Linked DNA regions of Homo sapiens: region 1 is linked to region 2. A link is an interaction called in ENCODE POLR2A ChIA-PET data of the cell type or tissue named here. Cell type or tissue: Panc1. All regions are shown on one strand. Links, peaks and the distances in the headings refer to the core of each region. The heading gives the core; the rest is flanking DNA.

Region 1 (15,570 bases), core at 4,855-12,854, 100 kb before region 2:
ATCTTATAATTTGACTTCATTCCGCCGTTCATTCAAATTTCCTGTTGCTCTAATTAGACTAGTTATCTTCCTTCCTTCCCTGGCCTTTTTCAGCTTCGAAGCCTTTGCTCTGCTAACCTCTTAGAGTTTCATCTCCCCTCTTATTCAGCTGCACCAAATTTAAGTCTATACTAGCCATTCTGTGTGGATGTTAATACAGCAAAGTACCGAGAACAGTGCTAGCCCATGTGACCACTAAATAAATGCTGTCATTATTAGCACTATTATTCCACATTCAAAGATTTGTTGAACTCCTATTATGCATCTACCATTGAGCTAACCTTGCCTGGGCGTGGTGGCTCAGACCTGTAATCCCAATGCCTAGGGAGGCCGAGGCTGGAGGATCACTTTAGGTCAGAAGTTTGAGACCAACCTGGGAAACATAGTGAGACCCTGTCATACAAAAAATAAAAAATGAAATTTTTAAAATTTTCCAAGTATGTTGGCATACACTTGTAGTCCTACCTACTCAGGAGGCTGAGGTAGGAGGATCCCTTGAGCCCAGGAATTCCAGGTTACACCGAGCTATGATTGTGCCACTGCACCCCAGCCTGGGTGACAGAGTGAAACCCTGTCTCTAAAAAACAAACAAATAAGTAAGCTAATCTTTTGGAGCTTACAGTCTTAGAAGACACAGGAAAAATGAGAAGTGGATTTGTCACATGATGAAATGACAAAGTAGTAGCATAGATGCTGTATTAACTTATTTTATCCTTGCAAGGCTGAGATAGGCATTCCTATTATTTCTGTTTTACCAGTGATGGAACTAAGCAGTGCTAAATGAGAATGCGAGTAAATGGCAGAGATGGCATTTGGCCCTAGAGCTTGTCCTTAACTACTACACTGTTCTGGGTCTCTTCAGAGTCATCAGTGCAATCAAGACTAACCAGGTCTTGATGTTGCCTCTTTCAAAAACATGCTAATAACACGAGAGGACAACTTCTTTTTTTTTTGGAGACGGAGTCTCGCTCTGTCACCCAGGCTGGAGTGCAGTAGTGCAATCTCTGCTCACTGCAACCTCCGCCTCCCCAGTTCAAGCAATTCTCCTGCCTCAGCCTCCCAAATAGCTGGGACTACAGGTGCCCACCACCATGCCTGGCTAATTTTTTTGTATTTTTTGGTAGAGACAGGGTTTCACCGTGTTGCCCAGGCTGGTTTTGAACTCCTGAGCTCAGGCAATCTGCCTGCCTCAGCCTCCCAAAGTGCTAGGATTACAGGCATGAGCCACCGCATCCAGCCAACAACTTCTTTTAAGTAATGTATGCTAGTTATCTGTTTCCTTATTTAATTTAACTTGTTTGAATTAAAATCCAATTCTAAACTTTTCTTGCAGATGGTAGTTAGTATTGCTGAAGATCTTTTACGAACTGCTGCCCAAAATAGCAGGCTATCTTTACAGCGCACCCAAGCTGGCTGGCTTTTACTTGGAGCACTTATGACTTTAGGTATAATTATATTTGAGTAGGATTTTTGTCACGCTATAACTGTCAGTAGCCTGTAAAGCAAATTTAATTTAAAAGTGTTAAGCTTCACATTCTGGATTTTCATTGAAGTTGTAAAAATGGTGTAAAGATGTTTTCCTCGTCATTTGCTAGTAGATTTCTCTTTTTGGTAATTATTGCTTAAGTACATTTAATGAGAAAGTTGTTAGCAAAGTTTCACCTTTACCATCAGAATAACCTTTGTCTACCTGATGAGTTTAGTGTTTAAAAGAGATGAAAATATGAGGGAAAATTTCATACCCTAAGTGAAAACCAGCAGTGTGATTTTAGAAGAGTGGTAAAGTCACATTTAATTGGTATTGTTAGTGCTGCTTTTCTGGGGTAACCCTTAATGTGTTTCACTCTTAAGTAGTGTGACAAATCTGCATTGTAGGCAAAATTTAACATTGTACATAGTACAAAAATACCTATTATTGTGATGGGGTATGTTCATATTTTAGTTCATATGTTTAGCTGCTGCTGTAAAAAGTGTGTGCATATATGTACTACAAAGTTATGACACAGATCTAAGCATCTATCTGTTGGAAATTATACTTTGACCTACTTTTCTTTTCTGAAGAAAACAAAAAGTTGCAACTCATTTCCAGAAGTTTATGTTAAGTATGTTCAGTGGTATGTTAAATGAATTTTTTAGCAATGTAAATATAGATTCCTAGGTCTGAATATATTGCCTTTCCATGAAACTAAATTAACCACATAAATTGCCCCCAAAACTAAGGAATATGTATCTGTATGTGTGTGTGAGTGGGTATATTTGTTTATATACATATGTATATGAAAAAGACCTCATAGAATGTGTCTCAGATATATTTTATTGATAATATGCAATCCACCATTCTCAATACAGTTGGGTTATCCTTTAAAAATTGCTTTTTGTGTATTTTATGTTTGGATTCTAAAAATATTGACAGTTTAAGGTGAATTTTGTTATGCTTTGATCTATATTTTAATCAGTGAATAAAGGTTGAAAATAATGTAATTTTAGAGATAAAAATAGAGTGAAATAACAGATATTGTTAAACATCAGTATTTTACTCTATTTTCATCTCTAAAATTACATAAAGTTTGTGTTGGGCTCATTTTGCTTGACACTTGTTTGTAAGGTATGTTACATATACATGGTTTTGTATTCTCATTTTCTTGGCTAGGACCATCTGTCGTTCGTTACCATCTGCCCAAGATGTTGTTATTGTGGCGAAATGTTTTCCCACGTTCCTTAAAGGAATTGGAAGCTGAGAAGGCCCGAGGCGATTCTTTTACCTGGCAGGTAACTTTGGAAGGTCGTGCTGGAGCTCTATGTGGTAAGAACTGAAAGGATTGTGCTTCACAATATTATGACATAACTAAAATATTTGTAAAGTAAAAGAAAAATCACTATTTTATAGTTTTTTATTTTACTAGGTAATGATAAATTCATAGGCTTTTAGATTTAAATAGAAACTTTATAAATGATCCACTTCAGTTTGCTAATTTTGTAATAAAAATGAAACCCAGACTCTGAAAAAGTGTTTAGACCTGGTGGTTAGACAGGAACTAGAACCCAGGCCTCTTATTCCCACTTGTTGCTATCTTACCTGTCAAAGAAGCACTGAGTCACCATGTATAAAAAAAAGAAAAAATACCCAACAGCTATTTAAAGAAAAAGAAACTCAGGATTACCAAAGTTATTGGCATTTGCAGTTAGTCTTTTCATAATGGAGAAACAGCTGTTTTTTCACATCCTTATCAAATCTCCAAACCTTCATATATTTTTCAGATATCAACATTACAAAAATAACGGATACAGTTGTTTTTGTCTGGGAGTTAACAGCTTACAGGAAACGCTCAGGTTTTGTTTCGTTTGATAACTAGAATGACATTGGATGTACCAGTTCTTTTTTGGTTTATCTCAGAGTGAAAACTACTTCTTTTTCCAAACTGGGAGAGAGATACATGTTTCACCACAAGGGCAGCCAGGCAAGGGGGCACCTTTACTCTCACACATCTAGGAGGTGTTTTAGTCTAGGCTCTATTGCTAAGGGGCCAATAAAAATATTTTTTTCTCACTGGACCATTTTTGTTTATATACATATATATTTACACAAATATATGTAAAAATTCAAAATGCAAAAATATATGTAGTGGCCGGGTGCTGTGGCTCATGCCTGTAATCCCAGCACTTTGGGAAGCCAAGGCGGGTGGATCACTCTCAGGAGTTCTAGACCAGCCTGACCAATATGGTGAAACCTTGTCTCTACTAAAGATACAAAAATTAGCCAGGCGTGCTGGTGCTTGCCTGTAGTCCCAGCTACTCAGGAGATTGAGTCAGGAGAATTGCTTGAACCTAGGACGTGGAGGTTGCAGTGAGCCGAGATTCCGCCACTGCACTCCAGCCTGGTTGACAGAGTGAGACTCTCTCAAAAAAAAAAAAAAAAAAATATATATATATATATATACACACACACACACACACACACACACACACACACACACACATATACATATATATCTGTAAAAGTTGCAAAAATATATTTAATATATGTAAAAATTTCATGTAAATTTTAAGGCATTGTTTATACACATAAATGTATATGTGTATAAACAATGCCTTAAAATTTCTTTCTTTGTAGTCATCTGAATTCCTATGGGATCATAGTCCTCTGAATTTCCACCCGAAGAATCTCTCTAACCAGTACCTTCTCTTCCTCCATTTTTCTATCCACCTTTTTTCTAGCCTTTTCCACGATTTTTCTTTGTAGTTGTTGCAAGTTTTTCTTTTGGTTCGACATGGTTTCAGAACCTTATACGTTATAATAATTAAGTATTACAACTGCCTTTATATTTATACAATTTTATAAATTAATTCATGTTCACAAAAGCTACTCCAAATCTGTCCTTTTAAACATTTTATCTAGCCATGAGGAGCTTCGTTGCACATTGTCCTGAGCTACTAACTGAAGATGTGATTCGAAAATTGATGACCCCTATTGAATGTGCCATGACTATGATGTCACAGTAAGTAAGCGATTGAGACAAGTTCACATCCTATTTTATATATTAATAATATACTTCTCAGCCATATTTTGTGCTTTCTTCTAGAATCATCTAGGAAACATAAAACTTTATTTTTGTAATATAACTTTAAAAATTACAGCAATGGTGTGGATTGAAATACAGTTGTATCTTAAAGTGTTTTTGTTACAGCAAAGATCACAACATAAGCTAAAATGAAAGTGTATACTTATCAGTGTAGTTTGGCAGTACATTGATACATTGCTAAAAAAATTTATAAGTAATACTTATTCTGGTAAGCCATTACCAACTATGTTTTTGATATTTTAGCATTCCATCTGTAATGAAAGCCCATGGAGCTCATCTGAAAGCTAGTGCTGCAATGGTCCGTTTAAGACTTTATGATATCTTGGCTTTGTTACCTCCAAAAACTTATGAAGGTAAATTAAAAATTTGTGGTATCTGATAAAAATTTTTCTTTACAATTCTTCACCGTATTATAGAGTCTTGACAAAGGCTCTCCCACTGACTTACTGTGCAAAGGAAGGCCACCATTTTATTTTTCTTCATGTAGAGTAGCTGATACTTGTTGACTCCTTACTGTGTTCTGGGTCTCGTTTTCAGCCTTTTGTATTAGCTTTTTGACTGTGTTGCAACTTATGAGGCCTTTAGCCCTATTTTATAGATGAAGAATCTCAGATTGAGAGACTTAAAGAAACTTAACTTACCCAAGACTTAGAGGTAGTTAAGTGGCAGAGCTTGGATTCAAATCTAGCTGGTTTATCTTCAAAGTGTGCACTTTTGATTAATACACTGAAATGCTTCCTATATACTGTAATATAGCAAATAATTCGAGGATCTGGAGGGAGAAATCAAATATTATGTAAAATATTAATAGTAAAATAAACTATTGATTTCTTTCCAGTATAATCATGCCAAAGAATTTTGGTGTGCTGTGGTTCATTGTACATTATTGGGCAATAAATAATAATAATCATATCACATTTAATATATTTAAAATAAAGTATCTTTGTTTGTGTGTGTCTTTCAGACAGGGTCTTGCTGTGTTGCAGAGGTTTGTCTCAATCTCTTGGGCTCAAGCAATCCTCCTGCCTCAGCCTGCTGAGTAGCTGGGACTACAAGCATGCTATGGCACCCGCCTCTCTTTCCTCTATTTGAGTTTTTTGGTTATTTTAAATAATTTGGGCTAAAAGACACAATACAATATATGAAAGGAAGTACCATTATTGTATATTAAAACCAGCATTTAAATATAGATTTTTTTTAAAGAAGAGAACAGAGACTTAATTATTTTATTCCTGTTGAACATGTTGCAGCTCTTTGTGGGCAATGATTATAATTTTCACAAAAATTATTCTTTTTAATCTGATCTGAAGTTCTGTTTTTTAGGATCTTTTAATGCACTTCTTAGAGAACTGGTAGCGGAATTCACTTTGACTGACAACTCAGCCAACACAACTACTTCCCTCCTCAGATCCCTCTGCCATTATGATGATAGTGTTCTTCTTGGTTCTTGGCTTCAGGAAACTGATCATAAATCAATTGAAGACCAGGTAATAAACATAGAGGAAAATGAAATACTAACTTAATCTGAAACAATGGTCCTATTACACATTGTCACTTAAAAAGAAAATAGTGTATAGAAAGGTTTAATCCCCATTTAGTGTTCTTAGACACTTAAAGATGGCATCCTGGTGGTAGATAGTGAAAAAAGTTAAACAGGAAGAGTGAGAATTTGGCAAATTGTCTTTATTTAATATTCTGTGTATTTAGATACCTTGTGGTGGCTGTGATAAAGATCAGTTTTAACTGGCTTTTTGGTTATTGGTATTTTGTTTTGTTTTAGTTTGTTTTGTTTTGTGACAGGTTGGAGAGGAATGAGTTAGTAGGTTGAAGATTTAGAACTTTTGCCCACTGAATACATTATTTCTTATGTACTTTTTAAAGAGTGATTAAAGCCCCATTTAAAATAATTGTGGGATTAAGATCTTGTGTATATTGTTCACGCAATAAGGTGGGTGGTGTAAATATGTTTTCGAATGAATAAAGCTTTTCTTAAAATTTGTATAAGGTGTTACTGATGATTTTTTAATGACCAAATTACATTTTGGTCTGTTTTCAAATGTTCGGATCCAATCATTCTTTTTTTGTTGCCTTTTCTCCTTTCTCCTCTGCTGTAATCCTCATTCCCAATGTTTAATAAGTAGATTTCCTAAAGTAGATTTTGAATAATTTTTATTTCACTCTTTTGCAGCTCCAGCCAAACAGTGCCTCTGGAAGTGGGGCTCTGGAGCATGATCCTTCCTCTATTTATTTACGCATACCTGCTGGAGAAGCAGTACCTGGTCCCCTCCCTCTCGGAGTCTCAGTCATTGATGCTTCTGTGGCCCTTTTTGGTGTAGTGTTTCCTCATGTTTCTTATAAACACCGGTTAGTATAAAGTCAATCAGGTAATTTTTGTTAAATATATATTATGTTAAACGAAAAGTAGATTTTCTCATCCCAGTTAACTCTGCAATAAAGTGAGTTATTATAATACTTAAAACAGTACTCTTACAGATTTACTAATGTAAGTGACAGATACATGATAAAAAAATTGCATGCAAATTGCACATAATTTGAGACTTTATGTAAGATTTGACCCTGTGTACTAGCATCTGATATCTGTTGTATTGTGGACTGTATTTTATAACAAAATTTTCATTATATATGCTAGAATGACAACTGTTGGCAAAAAAAAAAATGCATTATAATAGTTTGTTTGATAGTTCATACATAGGTTTTGACTATATCTTAAATTAAGGACATCAGTTTGCTAAGCCTGTTGACTTTGTTGTTGAGGAAGTAAATGGATGAAAATTCCAATCACTAATAACGTTTGTGAGATGGTTCAAGTCTAGAACTTGGAAACTAACATAATTGGTTCTTTTTGTAATAGAAGCATTTTGGTTTGGTATATTCTGTATCCACAGACACTATTCCTAGCTTTAGTAGGCAGTTTGTATATTGTGATTTTCCCAAAAGGAAAACAGAAATGAATTAATACAAGACCATCACAGATAACTTAAAAGCTTTACAAAATTAAAATGCCTTAAAAGTATTGTTGGGTCTGGTGTGGTGGCTTATGTCTGCAATCCCAGCGCTTTGGGAGGCTAAGGCAAGAGAATTGCTTGAGGCAAGGAGTTTCAGACCAGCCTGGGAAACATAGTGAGACACTCATCTCTACAAAAATTACAAAATAAAAAATGTCTTTAATATGTAGGTTGCTTGATTAATTGCTTTTTAATTTGAGGAGAAAAAAGTTTAAATATGAAACTTTACCCAAATATCTTTAAGAACATTTGGTTGCCACATAAATGTTAAATGATGTTAAAGGTGGAAGAATCTTATAAAGCATCTATTTCAACATTTTGGTTTTAAATCTTAAGGACATCCATATCTAAGAGTTTGGTTTACCCAAGGTTATACAACTAGTTATGAAAGCTATAACTGAAATCCAGGATTATCTCAATTCTGTATGATCACTTTTACAGAATAAGATGAAGTATAAATAAATAAATTCTATTAAAAATATAAACATATAATAAATAACATAAATATTCAACAGTAGGAGGATAAGTGAATAAATAATAGAAAGTCCATTTTTGTAGAGACAGTGTTTTGATAGAAGATGCTCATGATACAATGTTAAATTAAAAAGGTAAAAAGCAAGAAGTGATCCTACTTTGGTTTTCAACCAGCAGGCTGTGCGGCTTAATATATTTACTGCTGTTCTTAGTGCACAAAAGGTACTTACTTACTTTTAAGAATTTTTTAAAGTACATCAAAATGTGCATGTATACACGTACATCTGAATCTGTATCTTCATATGAGTTTTGAATAATGCTTTGACCTGAGACCTGAGACCTGTAGACTAGTATAAATTGAGCTTTAAATCCTTACAGCGACCTCAGGGAGATTTTATTACCAACTTGAGGTCATAATTGTCTTAGTACTAAATCCAACTTCCTTGGATTCCTTTGTTTCACATCATTTCTTTTTAGAAGAATGCTCTCTCACTCTCTTTTTATCAAAATCTTCTGAAATGGGCCGGGCGTTGTGGCTCACACCTGTTATCCCAGCACTTCGGGAGGCAAAGGTGGGCAGATCACCTGAGGTCAGGAGTTTGAGACCAGCCTGGCCAACATGGTAAAATCCTTCTCTACTAAAAATACAAAATTAGCTGGGTGTAGTGGCGAACACCTGTAGTCCCAGCTACTCGGGAGGCTGAGGCAGGAGAATCATATGAACCCAGGAGGCAGAGGTTGCAGGGAGGCAAGATTGCACCATTGCACTCCAGCCTGGGCAACAAGAGCGAAACTCAGTCTCAAAAAAAAAAAAAAAAAAAAATGCAGAGCACAGTGGCTCACGCCTGTAATCCCAGCACTTTGGGAGGCCGAGGTGGGCAGATCACCTGAGGTCGGGAGTTCGAGACCAGCCTGACCAACATGGAGAAACCCAGTCTCTACTAAAAATACAAAATTAGCCAGGCGTGGTGGCGCATGCTACTCGGGAGGCTGAGGCAGGAGAATCACTTGAACCTGGGAGGTGGAGATTGTGGTGAGCCGAGATCGCGCCATTGCACTCCAGCCTGGGCAACAAGAGCGAAACTCCATCTCAAAAAAAAAAAAAAAAAAACAGAGAAATCATCTAAGATGGCCATGGATTTTTTTTTTTTAATAAACTGATTCTTTTTTATTAATATAAAAAACAATTCACTTCTGGTTTTTTACATTTAAAAAAATTAGCCAAAGCTAAATCTTTTTTGAACTTTCCCAAAAGCTTCTGAGGCTAGGACATGAGGTACTATTCTAAGAGTATTTTTAAAATAGGAAAAAGAATTATACTACATTTAAAATTTTCTAACTTAAAAATCTTCCACGGAGATACATAATTAATGATTGTTATCTTTGCAAGAAACCTTGAGCGTCTACTAGATGCCAGGCGCTTTGTTGGACAGTGCTGTTAATGTTGAAGACCACTGCAATTGTGACCTTATTTTGTTAATTGAAACTCTTTTCTTGTTCCATTTAATAACCGCATGTCCATATAATATTTTGGGAGAAGGAGATCTGGTTTGGACTAGCTGTGGGAATGAAATAGAAAAGAGATAGCATGGGGAATTATTTGCTAAACAATTAACTTGTACTCTTCTTATCCGTTTTTGAGCCATATTGGAATAAAATTTGTCACTAATGTGATTTTTTTTTCTTATTGTTATAGATTACAAATGTTGGATCACTTTGCTGAATGTGTTAAACAAGCTAAAGGTGTCCGCCAGCAGGCTGTGCAGCTTAACATATTTACTGCTGTTCTTAGTGCACTAAAGGTATTTACTTTTAATACATACTATTCTGAAATAAGTTTTTAATTAATGCATTTAATAAGCCAGACATAGCAAGATTATTATAATGTTTATATGTAAATCACTTGGTAACTGTGCCTTTACGTTAGCTTAGTTAAATTACTTGAAACTTTATGTTAGGCTCAGTGTAGTTAAATAAATGTTTTATATTTTAATGTTGTTAAAGTTTATGTTTCAATTTGAACTTCAGATTTTACAAGTGCCAATAAATTCTTTCAGAATTTTCAAAGATGTTTGACGAATGAAATCGGATATTCTACTGAAGGTTAACTAAATAGAGCTGAAGCTTGATCTGTGGTTTAGGCCACAAATCATGTGAGGCAGTGTTACATAATTGAAAGAATGCTGCATTTAGAGATTGCGTTCTCATTAAGCTACTCTAGGTTTGTGTCCAGAGTAATTTCTTTAAACTTTTTTAACCTTTTTCGAGTTGTAGTTTCTACAGGTATGAAGAAGAATACAGTAGTCCCTTCCTTATCTGCAGTTTTGCTTTCTGCAGTTTCAATTACCAATGGTCAACTGTGATTTGAAAATATTAAATGGAAATTTCCCGAAATAATTTATAAGTTTTCAATTGTGCAACATTCTGAGTAGCATGATAAAATCTTGTACTGTCCTGTTCCATCTTGCCCTGTCCTGCCTAGGATGAGAATCATCTCTTTGTCCAGTGATTCCACACTTTCTACCCTACCTGTCTGTTAGTCACTTGGTCACCATCTGTCTCAGTTATCAGATGGGCTGCTGCAGTGTGGCAGCACCTATGTTCAGATAACCCTTGTTTTACTTCATACTGGCCCCAAAGTGCAAAAGTAGTGATTCTGGCAATTTGGATATGCCAAAGGGAAGCTGTAAAGTGCTTCCTTTAAGTGAAGAAGAGAAAGTTCTCAACTTAAGAAGGCAAGAAATAATATCATATGCCAAAGTTGCTGAGATCTACAGGAAGAACAAATCTTCTGTCTGAAATCATGAAGAAGGAAAAAGGAATTTGTGTTAGTTTTGCTGTCCCATCGCAAATTACAAAAATCATGGCCATGGTATGTGATAAGTGCCTAGTTAAAATTGAAAAGGCATTAAGTTTGTGAGTAGAAGGCATGAACAGAAACAAGTTCCCATTGACAGCAATCAGGTTCCTAATCCCATGGTTCAGACATCCAAGGTGGGCCTTGGAATGTGTCCCCTGTGGAAAAGAGGGGACCACTGTTACAAATAGTTTGCCTATCTCACAGGATTCGCGCATCATACTAGGCACTCTATCATAAAGTGTTTGAATACTTTTTATATTATTCAGTGCTAAGCTTATTTTAAAATAAAATGGTAGCAAATATGTGTTTGCATGAACATGTCTTAGGTCATGCTTAAGTCATATTTTGTAAACATCAGGGAAAAAGGATATATATAGGCATTGATTATAGAAATAAGGGTTTGGGGCTGGGCGTGGTGGCTTATGCCTGTAATCCCAGCACTTTGGGAGGCCGAGGCGGGGGGATCACCTGAGGTCAGGAGTTTGAGACCAGCCTGGCCAACATGATGAAACTCCATCTCTACTAAAAATACAAAAATTAGCCAGGCGTGGTGTCAGGTGCCTGTAATCCCAGCTACTGGGGAGGCTGAGGCAGGAGAATCACTTGAACCTGGGAGGCAGAGGTTGCAATGAGCCGAGATCATGCCATTGCACTCCAGCCTGGGGGACAGAGCAAGACTCTGTCTCAGAAAAAAGAAAAAAAAAAGAAGAAGAAATACAGGTTTGGACCATTTATATAACCATTAGTATGTACTCTGAGGAGACCATCAACTAATTTGGACCTGTGAGTTTTTTAGAAAAGGAGTGGGGTGGTCGTGGTCTCCTTCAGTGATTGGGAGAGTAGTGAACCAACTGTAATATTGCTGTACAGATTACACTTTTCTTCATAGATATGCTAATGCCTCTGTTGTAGTTAACATTTTCCCCATGCAATGTGACATAGATTTTTGGTCTCAAATAAATAAATAAAGTTCCAGGATGGTAAGTACAGCTAGAACAAAGAGAGTGACATTTAATATGATGAGCAAACTACTTCAACATTCAGTTACTAATTACTATTTTTACCTTTTTTTTTTTTTTTTTTTTTTTTGAGATGGAGTTTCGCCCTGTTGCCAGGCTGGAGTGCAGTGGCGTGATCTCAGCTCACTGCAACTTCCACCTCCCAGGTTCAAGCGATTCTCCTGCCTCAGCCTCCCGAGTAGCTGAGATTATAGGCACGCGCCATCATGCCCAGCTAATTTTTGTATTTTTAGCAGAGACGGGGTTTCACCATGTTGGCCAGGATGGTCTCAATCTCCTGACCTCATGATCTACCCACCTCAGCTTCCCAAAGTGCTGGGATTACAGGCGTGAGCCACTGCACCCGGCCACCTCATTTGTTAGTTTATTTATTTTTTTTGGAGACGGAGTCTCACTCTGTCGCCAGGCTGGAGTGCAGTGGTGTGATGTTGGCTCACTGCAGTCTCATCTCTGCCTCCCGGATTCAAGTGATTCTCCTGCCTAAGTCTGCTGAGTAGCTGGGATTACAGGCATGTGCAACCACACCCAGCTAATTTTTTTTGTATTTTTAGTAGAGATGGGTTTTCACCATGTTGGCCAGGATGGTCTTGATCTCCTGATGTCATGATCTCCCCGCCTTGGCCTCCCAAAGTCGGGGATTACAGGCCTAGGCCACCGCGCCTCGCCTCATTTTGTTTTTAGATGTATGTTGATTATACTGTTTAAGTCATATAATTGTCTTCTGTGAAATTTTTATATAAACTATTCAGTTTCATATTCATCAAGAGTATGAAATACTCTTCCAAATATCCTCTTTCCAAATATTTGCCATTGATTCTGAAATTATTTTTTTGTTAAAGATTTCTTAAAAGATAGAACCAATCCATTTAATGGTTTGTGCTCTGTTTCATAACAGGTGAAATAGGAGAATGTTTCCTTAGAGTGATAAATTTCAATCAGTTAAATAATGGTTGATTTAGTAATACAGTGTCCTTAATATATGGAAGTAACTTTTAAGTACTAGTCTTTGAATAGAGACACTCCCCGCAAGTGTCTCTTAGGGCCAGTCAGACTATGGCTGTGTTATAGATCACGTTCTGAAATCGTATTTAGGAAAGTAATTACCGTGAATTGAACAGTTACAGATTCTAGACATTAGTATATACATGTGAAAACTGGTTGAAGAAAATAACTTATGAAGATGTATGTATATTTTAGAAAGATTGCAGCATGTATTTTTCCTTTATTTAATATGAATTGCGAGGCCAGGTGCGCCTGTAATCCCAGCATGTTAGGAGGCTCAGGCAGGAGGATTGCTTGAGCTCAGGAGTTTGAGACCAGCCTGGGAAACTTAGTAAGACCCTGTCTCTACAAAAACTTTTTAAAAATTAGCCCAGCAGGGTGGCATGCGCCTATAGTCCCAGCTACTCAGGAGGCTGAGCTGGGAGGATTGCTTGAGCTCAGAAGGTCGAGGCTGTAGTGAGCAGTGATTGTGCCATTGCACTCCAGCCTGGGCAAGGGAGCAAGACCTTGCCTTAAAAAAAAAATAATAATAATGAATTATGAATTGCTGTCTTTTTTTTTTTTTTTTTTTTAATGTAGGGCTTAGCTGAAAACAAAAGTACTTTAGGACCTGAGGAAGTTCGTAAATCTGCCCTGACACTGGTTATGGGTCCTCTGGACAACCCAAACCCCATCTTACGTTGTGCAGCGGGGGAAGCTCTTGGAAGAATGGCTCAGGTGGTTGGAGAAGCAACTTTTATTGCTAGAATGGCCCAATATAGCTTTGACAAGTAAGTGGGTTTCTTTACTAACAAGTTTCATGTGTAGGCAAAGATGTCTTTTAAATAATAATCAACTGGAGTTTATGTTTTCCACATGGTATACAGCATGTGATAATATTTTGTGGGTTTTTTGTAATGATCTCAATTTTTAATTTAGCAGTTGATTCAACTCTAGAATCTGGGAAAGTTGTAATATGTTAGATACTTTCTGCGTGGAGAGGGCTTCTAATCCAGCTCTTGAATGTTGCTTAATGAAATCAAGAAAAATGTTAATAAGGACTTCTCTGTTATGTGTATTCACTGAAGAGGTGCTCTGACGTCATTTTCTCTCCTCCCTCCCTTTCCTTGTCCCTCTTTATTCTTTCTGTTAATTATCCACTTTTTGGAATAAGCCATTCTTTTTCTAACTGCTGCCAAGTTTATCTCTTAAATTATGACTGAAACAGAATAGTTAAGCATCAGGTTTTAAGGATTCACTTATATATTAATTATAAAGAGTGATCTCAGAGACCCAAATAAGTATCATTAAGATGATGAGTTGCAGTTATTAGTGATGTTTCATTAAGATGATGAGTTGCAGTTATTAGTGACTATTGACTTGTTAATCAAGTGCATAAGTAGAGAAATTAAAAATCAAGGGTTGTCAAGAACTGACACTTGTGTTATGTAAATTATATCATTCTTAGCTATCATATATATAGAGTATTAAATATAGCAAACTATGTCATGGTCATTAACAAAAGAGTATGAAGCAGTGGCTATGAAGTAGTAGTTCTGAAGAAAATGTATTTTCTGAATTATTGCCTATCTGTAAATAGCTTTCCTTGTCTTGACTTGTAAATGGCAATTTGATTCGTTATTTGGTAATGCCCTAATGCACTAAGGATAGTATGAGCAGGCAAAAGACAGTTAAAATATAACCAGACACTTAATCTTCTGCAGAATGATTGCTGCTATTTTCTAGCAATAGATTAGTTTTCCTCTTTCCAAATATTTGCCATTGATTATGAAATAGCTTTTTATTAAATATTTATTAAAAGATAGTAACAATCTTAGTTATCCATTTAATGGTTTGTGCTCTGTTCATAACAGGTGAAGTAGGAGTATGTTTCTTTAGAAAGCTCTTGAAGGGTAATTTTTTTTTTTAATTACAAGGAGTTTTAGTTTATGTGTCCTTGGCTGGGCGCGTTATCTTTTGCCTATAATCCCAGCACTTTGGGAGCCTGAGGTGGGTGGATCACTTGAGCCCAAGAATTCTGGATCAGCCTGGGCAACATGGTGAAACCCTGTCTCTACAAAACATACAGAAATTAGCTGGGCATGGTTGAATATACCTATCGTCCCATCTACTTGGGAGGCTGAGATGGGAGGATCGCTTGAGCCTGGGAGGTGGAGGTTGCAGTGAGCCAAGATCATGCCATTACTGTCCAGCTTGGGTGACAGAGCGAAACTCTGTCTCAAAAAAAAAAAAAACAATGTGTCCTCAATATCTGTAGGGTACTGTATTTATTTTGTACTTTGATGAAACACAAGGACATTTCATTTATTTATACCTGTCCAATTTAGTTGTTTGCAAGTATCATCAGTGCTTGCCTTCATTATCTTTTTCAAATCCTTATGATCTGAAATAATTATTACGAAGATTTTGTTACCCATTTTTTCACATTTTATTTAAAACTGGGATTTTTCTGAAATTCTGTATGAAATGTCATAATATTTGGCAGCATTTTAATTCTTTTATACTGCTATGTAAAGTAATGGTACATTTTTTAAAACGATGGTGTCTTAGATTTGGCAGAATCTGGCTGT
Region 2 (15,570 bases), core at 5,122-13,121:
CAGCAGGGGGACTAGTTAGGAGGCTACTTTAATAAATCCAGGCAGAAGATGAACTAAGGTGGTAGTGATAAGATATGTGAATATGTATTTGATACGTATTCAAAATACAGGATTCTGAATACATTTTTAAAGGTAGAGCCAACAAGATGTGCTAAAGGATAGAATGTGGGGTTTGAGAAAAAGGGGAGTCAAAGATGACTTAACAGTTTTTAGAGGGCCAGGTGCAGTGGCTCAAAACCTGTAATCCTGTAATCCCAGTACTTTTGGGATTGAGGCTGAGGCAGGAGGATCACTTGAGTCTAGGAGTTCAAGACTAGCCTGGGCAACATGGCAAAACCCCATCTCCAGAAAAAAAAATTTTTTTAATTAGCCGGGTTAGTCCCAGCTACTTGGGAGGCTGAGGTGGGAGGATTGCTTGGGCCTGGGAGGTTGAAGCTGCAGTGAGTCATGATCACTCCACTGCACTCCAGCCTGGGCGACAGAAGGAGACCCTGTCTCAGAAAAAAAAAAAAAAAAAAAAAAAAAAAGTGCAGCCTGGGCAACATGGTGAAGCCCCATCTCTACAAAAAATTCACAAAGTTAGCTGGGTGCGTTGGCATGCGTCTGTGGTCCCAGCTACTCGTGAGGCTGAGATGGGAGGATTGCTTGAGCCCTGGAGATCAAGGCTGCACTGCGTTATGATCATGCCCCTGCACTCTAGCCTGGGTGCCAGAGTGAGGCCCTGTCTCAGAACAAATCAATCAAACAAACAAACAAACAAAAATACATGGATATAGAGAGAATGAGCAGCCTCATAGGACAGCTGAGAAGATTTACTGAGCTTTTTAATGGAAAACATAAATACTTAAAATGAGTTTGTCTTTATTATTGTGACTATTATTTATAATTATCACAAAAGGCAATATGGCAGAGACCTGGGTTTAAAATTCTTGCTTTAAAACTTACTATTGTATTTTACGCCTAAAATACATATTTGCCGTAATTCTGATCTCTCAGAGCCTTAGTTTTCTCATGTGTAAGTTAAGGATAATAAATTACCTTGTGAGAATTAAATTAAGATAATTTAAAGTACTTAGCAGAGGCATGGTACATAAGATAAAGTAAGTGCTTAATAAATGGTTGCAGATGCATGATGCTAAACTTTTGCTCTCGGTTATCTCCTCATCCCCAGAGAAAAGCATAATCTTCAGTCATGAACTTTTCTGAGGCTGGAGCATACAAGTGCCATCCTGAGGCCATGCAGTGTAATATTCTGGGTCTGACCCAGGCACTAAGAGATATTTAATGGGAGTGAATGGTTGCCTTCAGTGTCAGCCTCAGAACATTGAGGATATACTTCAAGTGTATTTGCTTTCCTTTTAATAACCCAGTAGGTATCTGTTACCTTGAAATTCATATAAACTTTTCTGAATGTGTTTATCTTAACTTTGCATTACATCATGGGTAACAAATTGTGTAAATTTACTAACCACATTATGAAATGAATCCTACATTTTATTTGGCTCTTTAAGCCACTTCCTTTACATGTGGAGCAGGTGAACTCCATTGTCATATGGTATAATTTTGTCAGCAGGTTCATTTTTCATTCTACTCATATTCTTGATAATTTCATAATCTTTATATTTTAGAAAGGTTATAGAGGCTTTAATCTTTTAAAACGTATCCTATTATTTGTCTCTTCAGTTCAGTGTTTCTCAACCTTAGCTATAATCTTAGAATAATCAGAGGGAATGAATACTAATTCCCTGGACTCTACCCCAGATCAATTAAATCAGAATCTTAGGAATGAGGACCCCTAGCATTAGTATTTTTTGAGCTCCCCAGTATACAGCAAGGATTGAGAACCACTGCTTTAGTTGTTTTTTTCTGTTTTTACATTATCTATAAAAGTTTGGTGATTTCAACACTTTTATTAGTATTCCCTATATGGATGGCTTTTTATAGAATTTGGGATATAATTTCTTTTTCCATTGTTCTTTCTGATGATAGCATTTTATTTTTAGGCAGTAGAATATTATAATTTGAATCACCTCCTTCTGACTGAGATGTAATGACAGAGTAATCTTTGAGCTGGAATGAACTTTGGAAATAATCAGCTCAGTTAGGTAAAGTGAGGTTCAGAGGGAGGCTGAATGACCAAGAATGAAATAGGTTTTGTACAAGCTGTCACTTACATCTCCAGATATCTTTACAGTTTTATTTTTTCATATTTTTTGTCTAGGGGCCAGGCTAATCATCTGTATCATTCCAATTTGAGTATATGTACTGCTACAGCCAGCACTCTTTACAGTTTTCTTTAAAGCCCTTTCAGATACACTGTACCATTTAAACTGTACAACCTTCTGAGGTAAGCAGAGCCACACTGATGCTTATTTATTTATTTTTTTTAGATAACAGGCATAAAGATTTTACTGTGTTTTACTGCTTTCTAGCTTATTTTATTGGTTGCATTTAAGATTTTCTCTGTCTTTGGTGTTATGTAGTTTCATTATGATGTGTCACAGTATAGATTTCTTTTTCTTTTTTTGAGATGGAGTCTAGCTGTGTCGCCCAGGCTGGAGTGCAGTGGCACAATCTCGGCTCACTGCAACCTCCGCCTCCTGGGTTCAAGCAATTCTCCTGCCTCAGCCTCCCGAGTAGCTGGGACTACAGACGCCCGCCACCATGCCCTGCTAATTTTTTGTATTTTTGGTAGAGATGGGGTTTCACTGTGTCAGCTAGGATGGTCTCTATCTGACCTCGTGATCCGCCCGCCTCAGCCTCCCAAGTGTTGGGATTAGAGGCGTGAGCTACCACACCCAGCCTATATTTCTTTTTATTTTGTTTGGGACTTCATTAGACTCCTTGAATTTGTGGATTGGCTTCTCATTAGTTCTGCAGATTTCTCAGTTGCTATCTTGTTAGGTTTGTCCTCGATTGCATTTTCCTTTCTTCTCCTTTTGGGTTTTTGATTACATGATCTTAGGGCTTCTCCATTATCTGCTCTGTATTTTCCATCTTTTTATCTCTCCATGCTTTATTCTCGATAATTTATTCTGACTTATTTTCCAGTCTGTGAATGACATATCTTCCACTCCATTAATTTTCTCTTCAGTTGAGTCTGATTTGTTAAAACCATCCACTGAATTTTTAGTTTTGGTTATTGTTGAAGTTCATTTTGGTTTCTTTTCAAATCTGCTCGGTCATTTCTTAAAAAAATATTGTTCTGTTCTCTGCAGGTATTTTCAGTGTCATCTTTAATTCTTTAAACATAGTAAGTAGTTATTTTTTAGTTAGTGTCTTTGCGTTTCCTTTATCTGAGGTCTTAGAGGTGCCTTTGTGTGGTCTGTTGTCTCTGCTGGTTCTTGTTCATGACGACGTGTTCCCTTGTATCCTTAGTTTACCTTTGTGTGCCGCCTGCTGTCCTTGAAAAACTGTGAGACTAGACAGGCACGGTGGCTCATGCTTGTAATACCAGCACTTTGGGAGGCTGAGGCGGGCAGATCACCTGAGGTCCGGAGTTCAAGACCAGCTTGGCCAACATGGTGAAACCCCGTCTCTACTAAAAATATAAAAATTAGCCAGGTGTGTTGGCACATGCTTGTAATCCCAGTTTCTCAGGAGGCTGAGGCAGGAGAATCACTTGAACCCAGGAGGCGGAGCTTGCAGTGAGCCAAGATCGCGCCACTGTACTCCAGCCTGGGCAACAGAGTGAGACTGTCTCAAAAAAAAAAAAAAAAAAAAAATTAGCTGGGCGTCGTGATGGGCGCCTGTAATCCCAGCTACTCGGGGGGCTGAGGCAGGAGAATCACCTGAACCTGGGAGGCAGAGGTTGCAGTGAGCCGAGATTGCACCACTGCAATCCAGCCTGGGCAACAGAGACTCCACCTCAAAAAAAAAAAAAAAAAAAAAAAAAAAAGACAAAAAGAAGAACTATGAGACTAATCTGAGCTCTCAAATAAAGGTATCTTCTTCAGAAAGGTTTTTTTTTGTTTGTTTTTTGTTTTTTACATTTCCTTCTGGTAGATGTCTAGAGTTATTACCAGTCTGGGGCCACTTTATTTTTTATTTTTATTTTTTGAGATGGTCTTACTGTCACCCAGGCTGGAGTGCAGTGGTGTGATCTTGGCTTACTGCAACCTCTGCCTTCCAGGTTCCAGCGATTCTTGTGCCTCAGCCTCCGGAGTGGCTGGGACTATAGGTGTGCACCACCACGCCTGGCTAATTTTTGTATTTTTAGTAGAGACGAGGTTTTGCCATGTTGGCCAGGCTTGTCTTGAACCCCTGGCCTCAAGTGATCTGCCCGCCTCCGCCTCCCAAAGTGCTGGAATTACAGACGTGAGCCACTGCCAGGCCTGGAATCACTTTAAAGTAAATGCATTACTTAAGATGTTTGGGCCACCCAGCTGATGTGAATTTTGGTTGTGAATACATTTGAGGGCCAATATACTTCTGTTTTGTCTTTGCTTTGAAGACATAAGCCCTTTAGGGATCTAGCTAAATGTGAGGTATATCACCTATTAGACTGTCCACTCTGGAGGGGTAGGGTGTTTGATTTTTGCTCCTTGAGTCCTGCAAGGCTGTTTGTTGTGATTGGTCAATATCCTAAGGGCAAAAATGGCTTTTTGTTCCTTTACCTCACTGGGTTCCCATTTTCCCTTTTATTTTGGCCAGATAATTCCTTCCTATTTTTGTGTTGCTTTTAAGAAAATTGTGAAAATATTTTGTCCAGAATTTTTGGCTGCGTTCAGTAGAAGAATTGTTGTGGGGCACCATAACTGGAAACTGAATTCTCTTATTTTACTTTCAAAATCTGACAAATAAGAATGGCCCTACTAATTTTTGGGGGAGAAATAATGTTGACAGACAGCACTTCTTTATCAAGAGATGTGCCTATTTAGTCCTGAACTTTATTTCAAATCTACTTTTCTTTGAATGGTAAAGGGAGACCTACAGTTTTTCTCCAAAATCTTGATAACTGAAGCAGAGTTTAAAACAAACAAAACCCTTTGCTATGCAGTCAATGAAAGGTGTTTGAAAGTTCAGATAATCTGGATAGAGTCCCCTTTGCCCACCTGCTATCTCCTTGATGTCAGCTATACTTTTGATTTGCTAATGTGTGTAGCATCCAGGTTTCAATTCTGGGCCATTAGAAATAAAATTGTCCTTGGATCTTTGGCGTTTCTTGCCTCGGTGGCCAATCTGACAAAACAATCTGTTGACCATCATAATTGGACAGTTGAAAGTATGGGCCTCAGAGTCAGACATCTCTATCACTTTCATTTTACAATTTTTCTAGGCCTCATTTTTGTAAATGTGGGTGATAATATCCCTACTAAGCAGGATCGCTGTAAGGTTTAAAAAAGATAAATATGCAAAATATGTGATATATGATGGGTGTCCAGTAAGTGGTTTGCTTTTTTGTTGGTTGAGATTTCTATGGACAGAAGGCATTAGATTTATTATTTATATAAGTCCTATTGTAGAAGCCAAGAACCAGTTTCAGTGATCCGTTTATCATAGTAGCTACTTACATTCTCTTTGTCCTGTAAGTACAGGTTGAGCATCCCTAATCCAAAAACCCCAAATTCAAAATGCTTCAAAATCTAAATCTTTTTGAGTGCTGACATGATGTCACAAGTGGAAAAATCCATACCTGACCTCGTGTGGCAGGTTGCAGTGAAAAAGCAGGTGCTTTTTCAACAGAGTTTATTTAGTATCCCATAGGGAAAAGTAAAATTACGTTTAAACTGTGTGTATAGGGTATATATGAAACATAAATGAATTTTGTGTTTAGACTTGGGTCTCATCCCCAAGATATCTCATTAGGTATATGCAAATATTCCAAAATCTGAAATCTAAAACACTTCTGGTCCCGAGCATTTCATATAAGCGGTACTCAATCTGTAGTGGTTTGAGGACAGTGAGTTGTGTGTTGGAGGTAGGGGACAGGCTAGAGATGGCAGAAGTAAGTGGTGATAGCTTGTAGATATTAAGGACTGGACGTAGTAATCGAGGCAGATTTGGAGTTCAGAAAGGACGCTTGAGGCAAGAGAGAAATTGAGGAAGGGGTTAGAAGGGGAGAAGAGACAGAAGAAGGGAGGAGAGGGGTGGAAAGAGCAGAGGCAGAGGAGAAACTGCACACATTAACCTGTTCTTAACTCTACAAAGATGTCTTATCTGTATTTTTCATTTCGGCACTTATAATTCTAGAATTCTAGGGCTGACAGGGATACACACGCATGCATATGCACATATGCACACATGTGCACTGCCCTCCTCCCTCTCGATTTTCTTTCTTCATTAGACTAAGAATATTTTACCTCAGAGGGACCTTAGAATTTAAGTAATCTCATCCCCCGTTTCATCAATTAGGGCTAGAGAAAGGAAGTGACTTTTCTCAGGTCACTGTGTGAATTGGTTTAGTCTAGTTTAGAACCCATGAGTCCTAGTACCCAGGCCAGGGCATTGCTCTCTATACCATATCCTCTCCTTTTTTTGGTCCCTCACTCTGTGTAGCTGCTTCTGACCTGAAGGAGCCAAGTGAATTTTAATATTTAGATGATTAAGTATGGTTTGAATAGCTGTCATAATTTAAATTCTTATCACTGATTATTTGAAGTTTTTCTTCGAGTAGAATAATTTAGTGAAACGGTATAGTAAGAGGTTCAGGAAAGTCTTTAACAATTTGTGTTTCTCAGAAGTGTTTAACAGTGTAGTTCTTGGACTGGGCATGGTGGCTTATGCCTTTAATCCTAGCACTTTGGGAGGCTGAGGCTGGCGGACTGCCTGAAGTCAGGAGTTTGAGACCAGCCCAGCTAACATGGTGAAACCCCGTTTCTACTAAAAATACAAAAAATTAGCTGGGCGTTGTGGCACATGCCTGCAATCCCAGTTATTTGGGAGGCTGAGGCAGGGAGAATCGCTTGAACCCAGGAGGCAGAGGTTGCAGTGAGCCGAGATCACGCCATTTCACTCCACTCCAGCTTGGGCAACAAGAGTGAAACTCCATCTAAAAAAAAAAAAAAGTGGTTCTCTCATTTCCTTAAATACTTTTATTTTTTTGTGGGGAATACTGAAATAAAATCCTTATTTCATCTTAAAAAAATCTGCAAATTTGGAGCTCTTTTTTTTTTTTTTTTTCCCCTGTTTGAGACAGGGCTTTACTCTGTCGCCCAGGCTGGAGTACAATGGTGTAATCTCAACTCACTGCAACCTCTGCCTACTGGGTTCAAACAATTCTCCTGCCTCAGCCTCCCAAGTAGTTGGGATTACAGGCACCCATCACCACACCTAATTAATTTTTTGTATTTTTAGTAGAGACAGGGTTTTGCCATATTGGCCAGGCTGGTCTTGAACTCCTGGCCTCAAGTGATCCATCTGCCTCAGCCTCCCACAGTGCTGGGATTATAGGTGTGAGCCACCACGCCTGGCCAAATTTGGAGCTTTTTTAGCTTGCTCTGAGGGTAGCTTAACTAAGTTCTGTATATATATTTTAATATAGTTTGTTTATTGATCACATATCAAATATTGTGATCTTTGATATAGCAAAGATCAAGCACTTTGATTTGATTTTTAGGTTATTTTTAATTTTTATGTTATTTGGTTAACCTAAAAATTTGATTTTTAGTTTATTTTTAATTTTTATTTTAAAGAGACTGTGTCTCTCTTCTATTCTGCCCAGGCTGGAGTGCAGTGACTATTCATAGGCATGATCATAGTTCACTGCAGCCTCACACTCCTGGGCTCAGTTGATCCTCCTGCATCAGCCTCCAGAGTAGCTGGGATTACAGTCTTGACCCACTACATCTGATTATTAGTCTATTTTTAGGCTGTTTTACATATGCTATGTTAGAACAGAATAATATGTTAACTGTGTATTTGCTCTTATGCAGAAAGTTATTTGACAAAATAAGATCACTTTCTTGGTAGACTTAATGCTGTTTTTTCTTAAAGTACCTTGGCCTGGCACGGTGGCTCACGCCTGTAATCCCAGCACTTTGGGAGGCCGAGGTGGTTGGATCATGAGGTCAGGAGATCGAGACCATCCTGGCTAACATGGTGAAACCCTGTCTCTACTAAAAGTACAAAAAATTAGCCTGGTGTGGTGGCGGGTGCCTGTAGTCCCAGCTACTTGGGAGGCTGAGGCAGGAGAATGGTGTGAACCTGGGAGGCGGAGCTTGCAGTGAGCTGAGATTGTGCCACTGCACTCCAGCCTGGGTGACAGAGCAAGACTGCATTTCCAAAAAAAAAAAAAAAAAGGACCTTATCTGTATAAGATAATGGAATATTAGAATATTAGAAAACATTGATATGGAAGAAGGAAAATTTGTTACAGAATTGACTGGAAGCAGTATGGCAGAAGACAAAAGTAGTAGGTATTTTGTTTTGTAGATGAGATGGAGAGAAAAATAAGGGAATAGGAACCCTGGAATTAAGGTGAGCTGGGGAAGTATTGAATAAGGTTGGGTGAAATAGGTATTTTGGGTGTGGCAAATATGCATCACTCACCAGAAAGATTCAAGGAAAGGGCCGGGGGAATGTTTCATTACTGAACACACAGGTTTCATTAGCATTCATTTGAATGTGAGAGAAATCAGATCCAATACTGGTATATCTAGTTATGAGAAATAAACACCATGTCAAATTCCACAACGGTGATGCCAGTTTCACCTGATGGAAAATTACAGCCCATTCTGGGATTTGTTCCTTTTTTGTTTATACTTCCTAAATGAGAAGGTTAACCATTGAGCAAAAGAGCTTAAATTATAGGCACAACCAAAACCTGCTCCCTGAGGAATGTGGATTGGTGTAAAGCTGAAAGGAGGGAACAGGGAGGAGCCTGTGATCTGGGTCAGCGCACTTGCTGAACTTGAAAAGTAGAGTCAGCCAGGGGAGAAGGTATCCATGGCCCTAGTAATTCAACCCAGTACTTTATCTTTTGTTTCTTCTTTCTGTTCTTTATCTGCCAACATTAATAATAGTTTCATTTATTGAGCATTTTCTGTGTGCCAGGTACAATGCTAAGTGCTTTATATCTACAATCTATTTTAATCCTTGTAAAACTGTATGTGGTAGATATTAATCATTCCCAAATGCATAGGTGAGAAATTTGGGAAGAAAGGTTAAATAATTTGCTGTAGAAAAAGGCTGAGTGATGGGTCTGGGCATGGTAAGTAGAAGCAAATATTTTGGCTTTTTTTTTTTTTTTTTTCTCTCGTGCTTCAGGGTCACTGTGCAGGGCTGAAATGTTTTCTTCTCCCTTGTTTGCCTGGTGAATTTCTAATCATCTTTCAAGATTCCATTAATTCTGGGAAACCTGTCTGACTTCCAGGCACAAGGAAGCTTCGTGCTTCCCTAACAGCTTGTATTACAAAGCAGAAGCATTGTTATCCAGCACCATCCAGACTGGTGGTTGATCAGTTAATCCGAAAAGATGTTAAAATGGTATCTTAAAAAATTTGTTTCAGGTTAATAGTATATAGATGTATATAGTCCTTTCCCAATGTAAGACAGGCCTACCCACCCTTCACATTTTTGTTTCTTAGAATGCTAATTCGAGTTTTGTATTGTCATTCTTGAATAAGCCACAATTGTGTGTGTGTGTGCGTGCGTGTGTATTTTCGGGACGAAATTGTTCCACCTCACATCATCAGGCGTTAGATTCTTGGGAGTGCCGCACAACCTAGATCCTTCGCATGGGCTGTTCACAGTAGGATCCGTGCTCCTATGAGAATCAGCGTTGCCTCTGATCTGACAGGAAGCGGAGCTCAGCGGGTAATGCTGGCTTGCCTGCTGCTCACCTCCTGCTATGCCACCCAGTTCCTAACAGGCCATGGACCCATATCGGTCAGTGGCCCAGGGGTTGAGAACCCGTCCTATCTCATACTTGGTATATATTTGTTTCCTCAGTAGACTCTGAGTCACCTAAGGGCATTTTTATTTCTCTAAGGTCAGTAGAGTGACTGGCACATAGTAGCTGCCTAACAAGTGGTTCTTAAATGAATGAATCATATATTAGGTTACACTGTTACTCAATATGTATTAACATGTGTCTATATATGTATATCTTGTCTGTCAGCTAAATTGTGTCCTTAAGGGCAGGACCTGTGTTTCAGACATCTTTGATATTTACCATGTTTGTCATAAATTTAGTGAATGTACAGTATATTTTGGTTTTAGGCGAGCAGTGTATCTGTCCCTTTTGCTGCTTGCTAGTTCTGCCTTACAACTTCCACTGGAAAGAGCTTTTTAGTGCAGCAAATAGTGTCTGCATTTTATTGTATAAAGCATTGCCTGGGCCATACCAAATCATTTTGACAGAGGTCATTTCAGGGATGCCACAGGCTTCATAATTGCTACTTGATGCTAGTTGTAGCAAATTGCACTTGGGTTTTGGTAGTTGTGAGTATAGTGTTGTCTCCTTCCACCCCGCCTTGTGTGTTAATCACTGACTGCCAGGAAATCTCTTTGACATAACATCCTAAAAAGTTTTTGTTATCAGTAGGGCCCTGTAACATTTTTTTCCTTTTCTAAAGCCTATGCCTTCAAGTTTTTTACAAGTGTCTTATTCCTTCTAAATTGAGAACTAATTGAATATTTTTTCTTGTAGATAAATCTTATTTTAAATATCTAGTTATCATTACTTTGCATTCTCCTTTTCTGATTTTATGTTACATTACCAATATCTTATGATATTTAAACTTTTTTGAACTCTGCTTTTTAAAATAAATAATATAAATGCCTCAATTATCTGGAACTTACACTGAAACACTGTAATCTTGTCTCTGAGCCTGCTTCCCCTCAAAAAATTTAGATTTAGCTTTTCAGATGCTTATAGCTAGCCAAGTAAGTGAGAATAAACACAAAAAGGCTAAAATATGCAAGTTCCGGAGTTGTCAAAGCTTCATGTAAAATGTGTCATTGTGGAATTTAAAAAATTCTACGCTTTTTCATCAAGGTTTTTGGTTGGGGCATTAGACACTTCCTGAAATCTGGCATTCTCCTAGGCACTGGGGATACCATGGAGAAGAGGCAGATATGGTCTTGGCTCACATGGGGCATATAATCAAGCAGTAATTCTTAACCTTGGACAGACTTGAGTCCATTATGCCAATGGTCATCTCCACTTTGCCATGCCATTTTAGTTTTCCCTAAGTAAAAACTACGCCTGTAATCCTAGCACTTTGGGAGGCCAAGGCGGGTGGATCACCTGAGGTCAGGAGTTCGAGACCAGCCTGGCCAACATGGTGAAACCTCATCTCTACTAAAAATACAAACATTAGCTGGGCGTGATGGCGCGTGCCTGTAATCCCAGCTACTCAGGAGGCTGAGGCAGGAGAATCACTTGAACTTGAGAGACGGAGGTTGCGGTGAGCCGAGATCAAGCCACTGCACTCCAGTCTGGGTGATAGAGTGAGACTCAGTCTCAAAAAAAAAAAAAAAAAAAACAAAACCAAACCAACCAACCAGTAACAACAAAAGAAACCCCTTTCTCAGCTCCCTTATCTATTAGTATTGCCATCCTGTCCCTCATTCTCCTTCATTTTACTCTGAATTTCTCTGAACGACCACATTTACTACCTTCAGTTTTTTTTACTAGTCTCATCTCTCTCTCTGTTCCTTTGTTGTCTTTCTCTTTTTCTGCTTTTGGTTACTCATTTCTCAGTCTCTTGTGATCTTGCTTCTGATCTCTATTCAGATAATTGATTACCAAATTATATATTTTTTTCAGCAGTTACTCTGACTGAAGTCCTCTCACTCTACCTAATTCCTTTTCTTTGGATGATTTACAAAATTATCTCTAACTAGTCTTGATACTTTTTTGCAGTTAAAATTGTACATGTCCAGTTTTTGCTAATGTCTTCACCTGGATGACCTACTATAACTTGAAACTCGATCATCCTTTCTAAAATCCTTTTCCCAAACCCAGTTGACCCTTTTCCTCAGATCTAGCCCCCAGTTTACCCTTTCTAGAAACCTAGCCTCAGCTTTCACTCAACCTTTCACTTTCTTATAGTCACTCTTCTAGCCATGCATTAGGTTTGTAAAATACGTAGTTTAAAATCCATTTTTAATCATTTAATTACTAGTACTACTTCTTCCCTGGTTACCTCATCACCTCATATCTGGGTGACTAAAGTAGAAGTCTTCCCTAATATTTCACTTCTGGTTTCTCCCTTGGCCAAAGTAGTTTACATAGTATTGCCTCCCAGGCTTCTAAAAATTGATTTGTTTAACACATTCTTTTTATTTTTTATTTTTGCCTGTTATAGGTTTTAAATCTCTGCACGATTAGACTGTTTATATTTCCTACATATTAGAGCACAGTCATGAATTACTTAACAACAGGGATATGTTCTGAGAAATACCTAACGAGACAATTTCATTGTTGTGTGAACATGTAGAGTGTACTTACACAACCCTAGATGGTATAGCCTGCTACATACCTAGGCTATATGGCATAGCCTATTGCTCCTAGGCTGCAAACCTGTATAGCATGTTACTATATGGAATACTGTAGGCAGATGTAACACAAGACGAATATTTGTGTATCTAAACATATCCAAGCCATAAACGTAGAGAAGGTACAGCCAAATTATGGTATAACCTTATGGTTATAGTTATGGGACCACCATCATGTATATATGGTTAATCATTGACTGAAGTGTCATTGTTCAACACATGCCTGTACTCTTTCTAAACCAAAATAGTGTCATCTTGCTTTGTACATAAATCATACCTGCTTTTTTTGTCATTGCTCAAAAGGTTTATTCTGGAATGTCCTTCGACCACCTTGTAGATTTATATATTCTTTATTCAAATTTAGCTCAAGTCCCATTTCCAACACTAAGATATTTGGATACCCTCAGCTTTCATTGATGTTTCTTTTTTAGTACTTGTTTTGTCATTTGGCAATTAGGGTGTGCTACCTTGTACTGTTTTTTACTTGCTTCTTATAAATCTGTTCAGTCAATTTAACAAATATTTATTGAGCGTCTACTACATGCAAGTAACTGTTCTAGGAATTAGGGATATAGCAGTCAACAGCACAGACAATCTCTCATCTCTTTGGCAACTTCCTCTGTACCTTTAAAGACAAATATCTCCAACACCTATCACGGTATATGTTGTTAATGATGTTAAAATTGTGTCCAAATTAACAGAAGGCCAAATTTAACATTGAAGTCCAAATTTCTTGGCTAATAATGCAAGTAAAAAAAATAGATGATACCTTTTGGCTGATCTGAATACACTGATAACTGGCTGGACGCGGTGGATCATGCCTGTAATCCCAGCACTTTGAGAGGCCGAGGCGGGCGGATCACCTGAGGTCAGGAGTTGGAGACCAGCCTGGCCAACATGGTGAAACCCGTCTCTACTAAAGTACAAAAATTAGCTAGGTGTGGTGGCACATGCCTGTAATCCCAGCTACTCAGGTGGCTGAGGCAGGAGAATCACTTGAACCTGGGAGGCGGAGGTTGCAGTGAGCCCAGATCACATCACTTTACTCCAGCCTGGGCGACAGAGTGAGACTCTGTCACAAAAAAAAAAAAAAAAAAAAAAAAAAAAAAAAAAAAAAGAGTGCACTGATAATTATAGAGGAGAGGATGATCATTCTATAGGATGAGGGGAAATGTTTTGGAAGATGGTTATTTTGTTTTTGATTTAATAATTAATTTAAAAAAAATTAGCCAAAGTAGTACTGCCTTGGAAGATGTTACTTTAACTGCATACCCTTAGTGTCCCATGAAAATGAGACAAATAAGCAGAATGCAAATAAATAAATAGAAATATTTGAAAAAAATACTTACTGTCTTGGGATCAGTACTTACCTCAGTTTTCCACATGTCATCTTTAGTTCCATATCATCACAGAATGTTAAACTTTTTAATTTGTAGTTGAGGGAACTGAGGTTGCTCAGAAAAGTAACTTTAATAAGGTTGCATATATTTGTGAGAGAACCAGGAGTAGGAATTTCCCAACTCCCACTTGGTGCTTTCTCTGTCAAAGAACATCGAATTTTTGTAGAACACAGTTCTACATTGAATTTTGTAAAACACAGTTCAGTGATTTTATATATATATATATATAATATATATGTAAATAATATATATGTTCCCGAGTTATCAAGAAAAATTGAGTTATATTCACTGGCTTTTTTTGTAATAAAGGTAGGAATTTGTAGGTTAAGATTTAATATACTTAGTGGTTAAATGAATTAATTTATCTTGAATATTTTTACATATATCTAGCATTTTATAGTATTTACTTTGTGATGTCTTTTGTTTTCAGACTGTTTGAATAAAAATTTTGACATTTCGATTTAATTTTGTGTATTTTTAGCAGGAAGTGAATATTGTGATAGTTGAAACTCAGGTAGTTATTAGTAAAAGTTTGTTTTACTAAAACTTGTCCTTCCTAGTTAAGGAATTTATTTATATTGACTTTTAAAAAAATGTCTTTCTGGCCAGGTGTGGTGGCTCATGCCTGTAATCCCAGAACTTTGGGAGGCCGAGGCAGGCAGATCATGAATTCAGGAGATGGAGACCATCCTGGCTAACATGGTAAAACCCTGTCTCTACTAAAAATACAAAAAAATTAGCCAGGCCTGGTGGCACGTGCCTGTAGTCCCTGCTACTCAGGAGGCTCAGGAAGGAGAATCACTTGAACCTGGGAGGTGGAGGTTGCAGTGAGCCGAAATCTCACCACTGCACTCCAGCCTAGGTGACAGAGCTAGAATCCGTCTCAAAAAAAAAAAGAAATTTTTGTAAGTTTGGTATAATGTGAAATAAGGAAAGATTTGGAAAATGAATCATTGACTAGAAACTATCAACTTTTTTACAAAAAAGAAACAGTTTTAGTTCTTATTTGGAATTGAGTTAAATTTAGATTTTTAGAAACTGTCTAAATTTTACGTTAGAAGAAATGATTTATTTAAAATAAAAATACATGTATATACAAAAACACAGGATATACAGAGACATATGAAGTAGAAAGTACCCTAGCCTCTCTCCATTCCTTTTTACAAACCTACTGTTTAGAGAGAAATTCTATTAACAATTTAGTGTATACCACATTTTCTGTATACACACACACACGTGGGATTTTTATTGAGCTTGCGCTTACCTTGGTAATAATTGGGATGTTTACATTTCAAGTCTTCTCAAACAAGATTTTTCTTAATTCCTTAAGTAGAGATATCCTATACTTAAATACCTAGGAATAAAGTAAATAATTTGTAGGTTTTATTACTAGTGTGAGTGGGATCTTTTTTCCATTTTATCTCTTAACTGGTTATTTCCAACACATGGGAAAGCTCTGCTGCTGTGTGCAAAGTCATTTGGTCACCTTGCAGAAATACTTTATTATTTCTCTCTTTTATTTTTCTTTCTCATATTTGGATGTTTTAGGTAGAAAAAAATCAACTGGAAATATTTCTGGTATTTATACCTCTCTTTTTCTAGTATTTTCCAGTATTTATACTGGAAAAAATCAACTGGAAATATTTAGGTAGAAAAAAATCAACTGGAAATATTTCCGGTATTTATACCTCTCTTTTTCTAGTATTTTCCAGTATTTATACCTCTC

The links. Peaks named below come from ENCODE experiments on the same cell type or tissue, not always from the same donor. Only the 100,000 strongest peaks of a DNase experiment are listed, where the experiment ranks them.
Region 1: POLR2A ChIA-PET joins it to region 2 with 10 read pairs; 4 of 35 experiments call an interaction of 5 or more read pairs at or near these places.

What each region holds. Positions count from the first base shown.
Region 1 is chr2:37,047,853-37,063,422 of GRCh38, reverse strand. HEATR5B (HEAT repeat containing 5B) reads left to right here. Exons shown (of 36, transcript NM_019024.3): 11 at 1,373-1,484; 12 at 2,690-2,842; 13 at 4,436-4,535; 14 at 4,863-4,972; 15 at 5,943-6,106; 16 at 6,808-6,983; 17 at 9,816-9,921; 18 at 13,580-13,770. Among named protein-coding and RNA genes, the nearest start is that of HEATR5B, 29 kb to the left of the region's middle. In Panc1, for the core only: no CTCF peak of the experiment used is centred there; no DNase peak of the experiment used is centred there.
Region 2 is chr2:36,946,073-36,961,642 of GRCh38, reverse strand. The region is part of intron 1 of STRN (striatin); the gene reads left to right. Among named protein-coding and RNA genes, the nearest start is that of STRN, 13 kb to the left of the region's middle. In Panc1, for the core only: no CTCF peak of the experiment used is centred there; a DNase peak (open chromatin) is centred at 9,937.